Linked DNA regions of Homo sapiens: region 1 is linked to region 2. A link is an interaction called in ENCODE POLR2A ChIA-PET data of the cell type or tissue named here. Cell type or tissue: GM12878. All regions are shown on one strand. Links, peaks and the distances in the headings refer to the core of each region. The heading gives the core; the rest is flanking DNA. Region 1 overlaps RBM47 (RNA binding motif protein 47). Region 2 overlaps RBM47 (RNA binding motif protein 47).

Region 1 (4,391 bases), core at 228-4,227, 190 kb before region 2:
TTCTTTTTCAATTGGATAAGGGATCCTGGGCCTGAGTACTTGTGATCGGTATTCATGATTCACTGCCTCACAGAAAACAGCTTTAACAAGATTTTCTTCTGTTAAATGGATGTCCTCCCTATGTCCTATAAGGTGAAGATACAAAGAAACAGGACACAGTCTTTGGTCTGTAGGAGCTTCATTTTCCTTGGGAGATAGAACACACTGGCAGCCATAGGCCAAGTAATGATGTAGTAATCAGGAGTACAAGAGAGAAAATTTCATGGCCGGGCGCGGTGGCTCACGCCTGTAATCCCAGCACTTTGGGAGGCCAAGGTGGGCGGATCACGAGGTCAGGAGATTGAGACTATCCTGGCTGACACGGTGAAACCCCGTCTCTACTAAAAATACAAAAAATTAGCCGGGCATGGTGGCGTGCGCCTGTAGTCCCAGCTACTCGGGAGGCTGAGGCAGGAGAATGGCGTGAACCTGGGAGGCGGAGCTTGCAGTGAGCCGAGATGGCGCCACTGCGCTCCAGCCTGGGCGACAGAGCGAGACTCCGTCTAAAAAAAAAAAAAAAAGAGAGAGAAAATTTATCTAGGAGGTGGATGGGAAAGATTCTATGGAAGAGATGAGAATAAAGAAACCAGGATACACTATGAAAAAGGTGGGGAAGGAGGCCAACATGGTAAGATGAGTTTGGGAAGAGATAGGGGAACAGTGGGAGATATGGTTGGAAGAGAGGATTATGGGCATATTTTGTAAATTTATTTTTGAGACAGGGTCTCACTCTGTTGCCCAGGCTGGAGTGCAGTAGTGCAATCACAGATCACTGCAGCCTTGACCTCAAGGCTGGTCAAGTGGTCCTCCTGCCTCAGCCTCCCCAGTAGCTGGGACTACAGGCATATGCCACCATGCCAGGCTAATTTAAAAAAAAAAAATTGTAGAGACAGTGTCTCACCATGTTGCCCAGGCTGGTCCTGAACTCCTGGCCTCAAGTGATCCTCCCATCTTGGCCTCCCTATGTGCTGGGATTACAGGCATGAGCCACTGTACCCAGCACAAAATTTTACGTATCTATACAGATGTTCTTTCTCTCTCTCTCTCTCTTTACACACACACACACACACACACACACACACACACACACACGGGGGTTAACATTTTTTTAAAAAATCTTCATTGAGCTGCAGTTTGAAATGTGAAAATGTGAAATCACTCCCTGGACTTTGTGTGTCAGCTCTTTAACAATATGAGCTAAAAATTATCCAGTGCTATTTTAAAAAAATATATGCACAATATTATGACACTGTGAAAAATTACACATAATTTTTGCATATTGATTACCACCCTTAATACAATGATATTATTAGGGTAGTACAATTAATTAAAAATTTTTTTTTCTGTCATGCTTCAAATTCAAAATGCTTTGTGTCACCCAACCATAGCTGTAACAGAGAGCCAGGCACACAGTAAATTCTCAGTGCTGAATACTAAATGAATCCATGTTAAAGAGAGGCTTCACACACAAATGACAATGCCTGCAATAAGAACTCTACCTGGAAAGGTGGTGGCGTCGACACAGTGGGAATGACAGCGGCTGCGGCGGCTGCGGCCGCGGCTGCGGCGGCAGCAGCACTGGCTGGGTCTGGCTGCACAGCAATGGGGCTGATCATGTGCTCCACTGTGTGGATTTTGCCATCTTCAATCATTTTAGGGGCTGGAGCTGCTGGAAACATGGAATACTGAGCCCCAATGGCAGGGATGGCTACTGCAAGAGAAGCAAGAAGGAAAAACAGGTCAATCACTTTCAGTCGCTGAGTGGGGTCCAGCACTTGCTCTAAGATATTTTTTATTTTTATTTTTTTAAAAACTTTTCTTTTTTTTGAGACAGGGTCTCACTCTGTGGCCCAGGCTGGAATGCAGTGGTGCGATCAAGGCTCACTGCAGCCTCAATCTCTTGGCCTCAAGAGATCCTCCCACCTCAGCCTCCTGAGTAGCTGGGACTACAGGTACAGGCCACCTTGCCCAGCTTTTTGTTTTTGCTGTTGTAGAGACAGGGTTTCGCCACGTTGCCCAGGCTGGTCTTGAACTCCTGAGCTCAAGCGATCCAACTGCCTTGGCCTCCCAAAGTGCTGGGATTACAGGTGTGAGCCACCGCGCCCAGCCTAAGATATTTTTTAAAACCACGTTTAGAGGTCCTGGGCCTCTCCATGCTCACTATTGTTCTCTCAGTACAAGCCATGTACCCAGATGCCTGCTCCCTAGAGGAAGGGATGGGTGGTGGCAGGTAACTCCCCCTGCCTGTTGTGGAAGAGACCCCTAGAGTAAGGCTTTTGCACCAATATTTTCTACTATTTCTACAGAAAAATCACAGTTTGAATGTTATTCTTGATGTCCTACTGAGCAAGAAAGGGCCTCTGACTATGGGAAAACAGGCTTAGACGAAGAAGTGAGATCAGAGGCTTGAAGCCTACTGCCTGTGAGAGTTGGGCCTGCCTGTTCCTTCCTACTCACCTCACTCATTACCAGCCGCACTGCCTTTTTTTCACTTTCACCACTATTTAAGAAACAGGTGCTGTTGAGGGTTTCATTCTGAGAACTCAGACCTGTGTACATCCTCCCCACCCTGTATTTCAGATTTCAACATTACCGATTCAAGGAAAAACACATGGTAAAAAAAAATAGCACATTCCCCAGTTTCCTCATGCCCACGCAAAGTAGTGAAGATGTGGAGTGATTGGCTTTTAGTGGGACCTCCCAATTCAAAGAATTTCTGCAAGTAAAGTCCAAAATTATGATTTCAACCAGAGATTCAAACAGCAGCTATTGAATGTCAAGGTACAGTAAGAAGAGATCAAAAGGAAAAGATATCAGCCCTTTTGTGTGAGTGTGTGTGTGTGGGGCGGGGGTGTGTGTGTGTGTGTGTGTGTGTGTGTGTGTGTGTGTTGAAAGGACAAACAAAAATATGAAATGTGTACACAAAGAATCTTTCTATTTCTGGTTTTCTCCAACTGTAGGTACATTTATTCTAAATAGGACAGACTCAATCAAAGGTAAAGAGACAAATGATTGTAAGCTAAACAATGGTACAGCCATTCGATAAAATATACCTAAAACCTTAATCAAATCTTTTACCTGCCTTTCCAACCATATCTTCCACTGGTCTTGTGCCCAGATACTTCACCACCACCCTGGTGCCTCTCCTAAAATACAATGTTCTCATTTTCTGGATGATCAGAAATAGACGCCAATCGATGGGGCCCAGAGAGGGTTGTGAGTTTAAGCTACAAGGGGTTGTATGAAGTAAATGAATTGTTCTGGCTATCAGCCCACAGGAATTTCTACCTCAGGCTCCAGGACACAACTTTACATAGTTAAAGATTATTTAACAGTTCTTTTCTCTTGTTAAACCTTAAGCTACCGTAACTTGCCAAAGGGAGTTCCCTTCTCAACAAGTAGAAGCGACGACTCCCATATCCAGGCTCTATTTTATTAAGTTACAGAGCTGTGGGATCAGTTTTACTTTGCCCACAGTGCCAATGACATTTAAAAGGCAATCTAGTCTAAGGAGTCACTTAACTGCAGAAATTGCAGAATTTTTACACAGGCAAAAAAAAAAAAAAAAAAAAAAAAATCATTACTAGAATCATCAAAAGAAAGTTCAATTGGGGAAATGCTTTTTAACTCTATGAGGCCAATGTGTACCTATGTCCCAAATGCACAGATTCCTTGACTCTATTTTAGCTAGGGAGAGAAGTGTACAATCTCAACCAGAAGAAAATCAGAGTAGCTGGGCTCCAAACAGTTCTTCAACTTCCTCCTGCTGAAGCCAGGAGGGGTCTGGAGGAGGGTCGTGCCAATTACCCACGGACTGAGCTTTCCATGTGTTTGGATGCTTCTGCAGGGTGCTACGTGAGTTTGTGATAGACTCACACAATGGAGTTAATGTTTTTTGCAGGTTCGGATCAGAAGACCGGCCTCACATTAGATGGTCATGGGCACTAATGACATTAATAAACAGGTTTGTAGGGCCTGGAGGTGAAGGCTAAGTTCAGGGTCCCTGGCTTGAAATACTTGAGCATCCCTACTCCCAATCTACTGATCCAACTAGAGGAGGAAATGAGTGCTGGAAATGAGAAACCAGGGAATTAGCTGCAAAAATTTTCAGCAAAGGCCAGGTGCAGTGGCTCATGCCTGTAATCCCAGCACTTTGGGAGGCTCAGGCGGGTGGCTCACTTGAGGTCAGGAGTTCGAGAACAGCCTGGGCAATGTGGTGAAACCCCATCTCTACTAAATATACAAAAATTAGCCAGGCATGGTGGTGCGCGCCTGTAGTTCCAGCTACTCGGGAGGTTGAGGCAGGAGAATCGCTTAACCCGGGAGGTGGAGGTTGCAGTGTGCCGAGATCA
Region 2 (4,391 bases), core at 181-4,180:
AAAGTCCCAGAGGGCGGAGAATCTTTATTCACCACTGGGTACTTCGTATCCAGTGTCCAGCACACAGTAGCTGCTCAAACAGCAGTTAAGTCTGTATCTAGGCCAAACACGGTGTCTCACGCCTGTAATCCCAACACTTCGGGAGGCCGAGGCCGCGGATCACTTGAGATCAGGAGTTTGAGTCCAGCCTGGCCAACACGGTGAAACCCTGTCTCTACCAAAAATACAAAAATTTGCCAGGCCTCATAGCTCATGCCTGTAATCCAGCTACTCGGGAGGCTGAGGCAGGAGAATCGCTTAAACCAGGGAGGCGGAGTTTGCAGTGAGCCAAGATCACACCATTGCACTCCAGCCTGGGCGATAGAGTGAGACTCAGTATGAAAAAAAAAAAAAAAAAAAAAAAAACTCTGGGCCGGGCACAGTGGCTCACACCTGTAATCCCAGCACTTTGGGAGGTCAAGGCGGGCGGATCACGAGGTCAGGAGTTCGAGACCAGCCTGGCCAACATGGTGAAACCCGTTTCTACTAAAAATACAAAAATTAGCCAGGCATGGTGGCAGGCGCCTGTAATCCCAGCTAGCCAGGAGGCTGAGGCAGGAGAATGGCTTGAGCCTGGGAGGTGGAGGTTGCAGTGAGCCGAGATCATGCCATGGCACTCCAGCCTGGGCGATAACAGCAAGACTCCATCTCAAAAAAAAACAAAAAGTCTGTATCTGGGCAAGAAAAATAAGTCCTTTCAATGTGTCTAGTTTATAAACCCATTTAATTCATATTTACTGGTTCTATATTTTAGTAAATAATTACCACCAGCTCCCTCTATATAGTATATTACCAAAGACAAGTCTAATTTAACATTTATATGCTATTCATTTTTTCTTTTCTTTAAAAAATTTTTTTTAATAGAGAAGGGTTTTCGCCATGTTGCCCAGGCTGCTTTTTAACTCCTGGGCTCAAGCAATCCACCCACCTCAGTCTCCCAAAGTGCTGGGATTACAGGCGTGAGCCACTGCACCCGGCCCCCCTATTCATTTCTAATGTCCCATTCAGTGCATATGATAAGAAATAAGATGATTTGCAGAAAGAACTATGAACATTAGCTCTTTGTTTATTAGGCATAATTTGTCTGTGTATTTTTTGAACTCCTCAACAAATTGTGATGATGTCTTCCAAATCAATTTAGAAGGAAACAAACAAAAAAAAAAAACCCAAAATCCAAATAATTCTAAATCAGCCACAAACCATGACTGACAATAGTCAGAAATAACTAAATCCAGGCTCTTCATCTACCCTCAGCAGACTTTATGTACTATTGCCTTTTTTTTACTGCAAAGAACCTTCCTGGAGTCTGTACTACCTTCAAGATGGTTTTAGGGTCCCCAAGCCTAGTAGCCACAGGATTCTAACAGCAACTGAGGAAGCCTTTTTCAGTGAATTATGGATCTAAACAAGGCAAATGAACGCAGAGAGGGAACTGTGCCTCCAAAGGCCACGAAAAGCAATTTTGCCAAACCTAGGTAATTGTCCAAAGGAGAGAACGAAGCCAGGGCTAGCAAACAAACATGACAGATCAGAGAATTGTTTTGCCACTTTGTAAAGGCAAGATCAAGTATTTGTACAAAGGTTCTGGGGAAAAATTAAAGACTCAAACAATGACTCTAGCACTTCCGTTTCATGCCAGGTCAAGACAAAAATACCTAATTGAGCTCTGCAGCTGAGAACAATCTAAATGGAATCCTGTAGCAGCAATTGGCACTTGTGGAAACCTCAAAGGTGAAAAGAGATAGTTAAGAAAATTTGTCTTGACAGTTACTTTCAGAAAATCATTAATTATAATTAAATGACAGTAGAAAAGGTGATAAACAATATAGTAACATAAGTCAGTCAAGTGTAATTATCTGTAGGGCATGCGATTCACAAAATGGTTCAAACAGAGGGCTACACATTTAGATGTAAATCACAAAAAGATTGCCAAAGAGGAGGCTTTGATTTGGAAACAGGGAAGCTCTGAAATGGGGAAGTGCTGAAACGATTGCGACATCCCCACATTTGGCCCTGCCTTGCACGTTACTTAGTCATCAGCCTCCATCAAGGACTTGTGGTGGCAGAGAAAATAAACCACAGAAAACATGGCAGCCTCCTGGGAGAGGTCTGGGAGAAAACCCATGCTCATTCAGAAAGGTATGTTCGTGGTTGTATTTCGAGTAAAACGCATTCAGTCACGCTTGAAATGTGTAAAAGCCTGTGTGTCTTATTCATTTATTCAACAAGTATTTATGGAGCACCTACTCTGTGGCAGACGCTCCTCTAATGTGCTTGGGATACACCAATGAATGAAGTAGACATTCTAGTCAGGGAGAGACAGATAATAGGTCACACAATTACATAGTATGCTACAAAGCGATAAATACCAGAGAGAAAGCAGGGTAGTGAGACAGAGGATGCGGGCAGGAAGGAGGAATTGCTGTTTTAACCTGGAGGAGGCAGAGCAAAGACTTGAAGGAGGTGAAGGAGTGAAGCATGGAGATGTCTGGGGATGATGGTTCAGGCATCGGGGCAGCCAGTGCAAAGGCCCTGTGGTATGAATGTGCTGGGCACACCCCATCAAGAAAAGGAGTGTGGTTAAAGCAGAGGAAGTAAGGATGTGTGTGGTAGCAGGCGAGGTTAAAGAGGTGATGGGACTAGAAATAAAGTCATTCACTGGCTTTTGAGTGAGATAGAGAAGCTCTAGAAAGTTTTCGGCAGGGGACTGACACGAGCTGACTTCTGTTTTAAAAAAGTCACTCTGGCCAGGTGAGGTAGCTCACACCTGCAATCCCAGCACTTTAGGAGGCCAAGGTAGGCAGCTCGCTTGAGGCCAGGAGTTCGAGACCAGCCTGGCCAACATGGTGAAACTCCATCTCTACTAAAAACACAAAAATTAGCCAGGCATGGTGGTGCATGTCTGTAATCCTAGCTACTCAGGAGGCTGAGGCAGGAGAATCACTGGAGCCTGGAAGGCAGAGGTTGCAGTGAGCTGAGATCGTGCCACTGCACTCCAGCCTGGGTGACAGAGTGAGACTCCATCTCAAAAAATAAAAGAGTCACTCTGGATACTGGGTTAAGAAAGGAGTGTGCGGGGAGAGCGGTGAGGACAAAGGTGGAAGCAGGGGAGCAGATAAGCAGATTCTGCAGACGTATCCACCCTTCCGTGACTAGCTCTAGCCAATGGAGAAAGGGCAAGACCTTTCATACATGACCAGGGTGTATGAGAACATGGGTGTTACCATTTAATTTCAGGGTCTGTGTGCCTCCTGCAGTTCCCACCGGAGAAGTGACTCCTAGGTTTCAGGCTGGGCTTGTCCGTATCATATGAGCTGGCAGTTTCTGTTTACTCATTGGCAAACTGACATATACCTTGAGGTAGATGCTGGAGCCCACAATGTGGAGCAAAAAGCAAAGGAGGTCCCTGGGCCAAACTACTGTTTGCACCAAATGGGAAGGGCTAACTTGTTATTGGATTTCTCTTTGCTCTGCAAATAGGATTTCACTAGAGGCAATTCTTCTAATACTTCTTCAGCCACCTGTCCTTCCTCATCTCTTTTCTTAGTAACTAAGAGTACACTGTCAGCCCACCAGAAAAGCCACACTGCTGTGATTCATTGATATTCACCTGATACTGCCCTTTCACTCTTGGATTTCTTGGTTGACCCTCCGTATTTTTTAGAGGTGAGATCTCACTATGTTACCCAGGCTGGAGTGCAGTGGCTAGTCACAGGCGCAATCATAACGTACTAAAGCCTTGAGCGCCTGTCATCCAGCGACGCTCCTGCCTCAGCCTCCCAAGTAGCTGGGACCACAGGCATGAACCACCACGCTCAGCTCTTCACTCTCCCTAATTTTGAGAAAACATACTTTTTTCCTTCTAGTAATGACCTAATAAGTTTTTTCTAATTACGAAAAAATGCACTTTTTTCCTCCTCATCATTGCTTATTGGCAACTCTCAGCCTTTTAAAGGATATTAAATAGCAGACAAAGAGGTATAAACTTGTTTGTTTGTTTGTTTGTTTGTTTGTTTTTTAGATGGAGTCTTGCCCTGTCAAGGCTGGAGTGCAGTGACGCAATCTCGGCTCACTGCTACCTCCGCCTCCCGATCTCAAGGGATCCTCCCACCTCAGCCTCCCTGGTAGCTGGGATTACAGGCGTGTACCACCACGCCTGGCTAATTTTTGTATTTTTTGTAGAGATGGGGTTTTGCCATGTTGCCTAGATTGTTCTCAAACTCCTGGGCTCAAGTGATCTGCATGCCTTGGTCTCCAAAAGTGCTGGGATTACGGTGTGAGTGACCAAGCCTGGCCCAGATTAATTTATTTAATCCTTATAATAACCCTGTGAGGTAGGCATTTTACAGTTG

What was found. ChIA-PET counts read pairs that join two places held together with the same protein. Peaks named below come from ENCODE experiments on the same cell type or tissue, not always from the same donor. Only the 100,000 strongest peaks of a DNase experiment are listed, where the experiment ranks them.
Region 1: POLR2A ChIA-PET joins it to region 2 with 5 read pairs; 4 of 35 experiments call an interaction of 5 or more read pairs at or near these places.

What each region holds. Positions count from the first base shown.
Region 1 is chr4:40,431,113-40,435,503 of GRCh38, forward strand. It overlaps RBM47 (RNA binding motif protein 47), which reads right to left. Exons shown (of 7, transcript NM_001098634.2): 6 at 1,539-1,750. Among named protein-coding and RNA genes, the nearest start is that of RBM47-AS1, 7.2 kb to the left of the region's middle. RefSeq lists an enhancer at 2,607-2,876. In GM12878, for the core only: no CTCF peak of the experiment used is centred there; a DNase peak (open chromatin) is centred at 2,549; H3K4me3 peaks cover 261 bases; H3K27ac peaks cover 1,644 bases.
Region 2 is chr4:40,619,816-40,624,206 of GRCh38, forward strand. The region is part of intron 1 of RBM47 (RNA binding motif protein 47); the gene reads right to left. Among named protein-coding and RNA genes, the nearest start is that of RBM47, 7.9 kb to the right of the region's middle. RefSeq lists silencers at 2,234-2,313, 3,634-3,683. In GM12878, for the core only: a CTCF peak has its summit at 3,278; DNase peaks (open chromatin) are centred at 1,696, 2,096, 2,636 and 3,306; H3K4me3 peaks cover 2,708 bases; H3K27ac peaks cover 3,324 bases.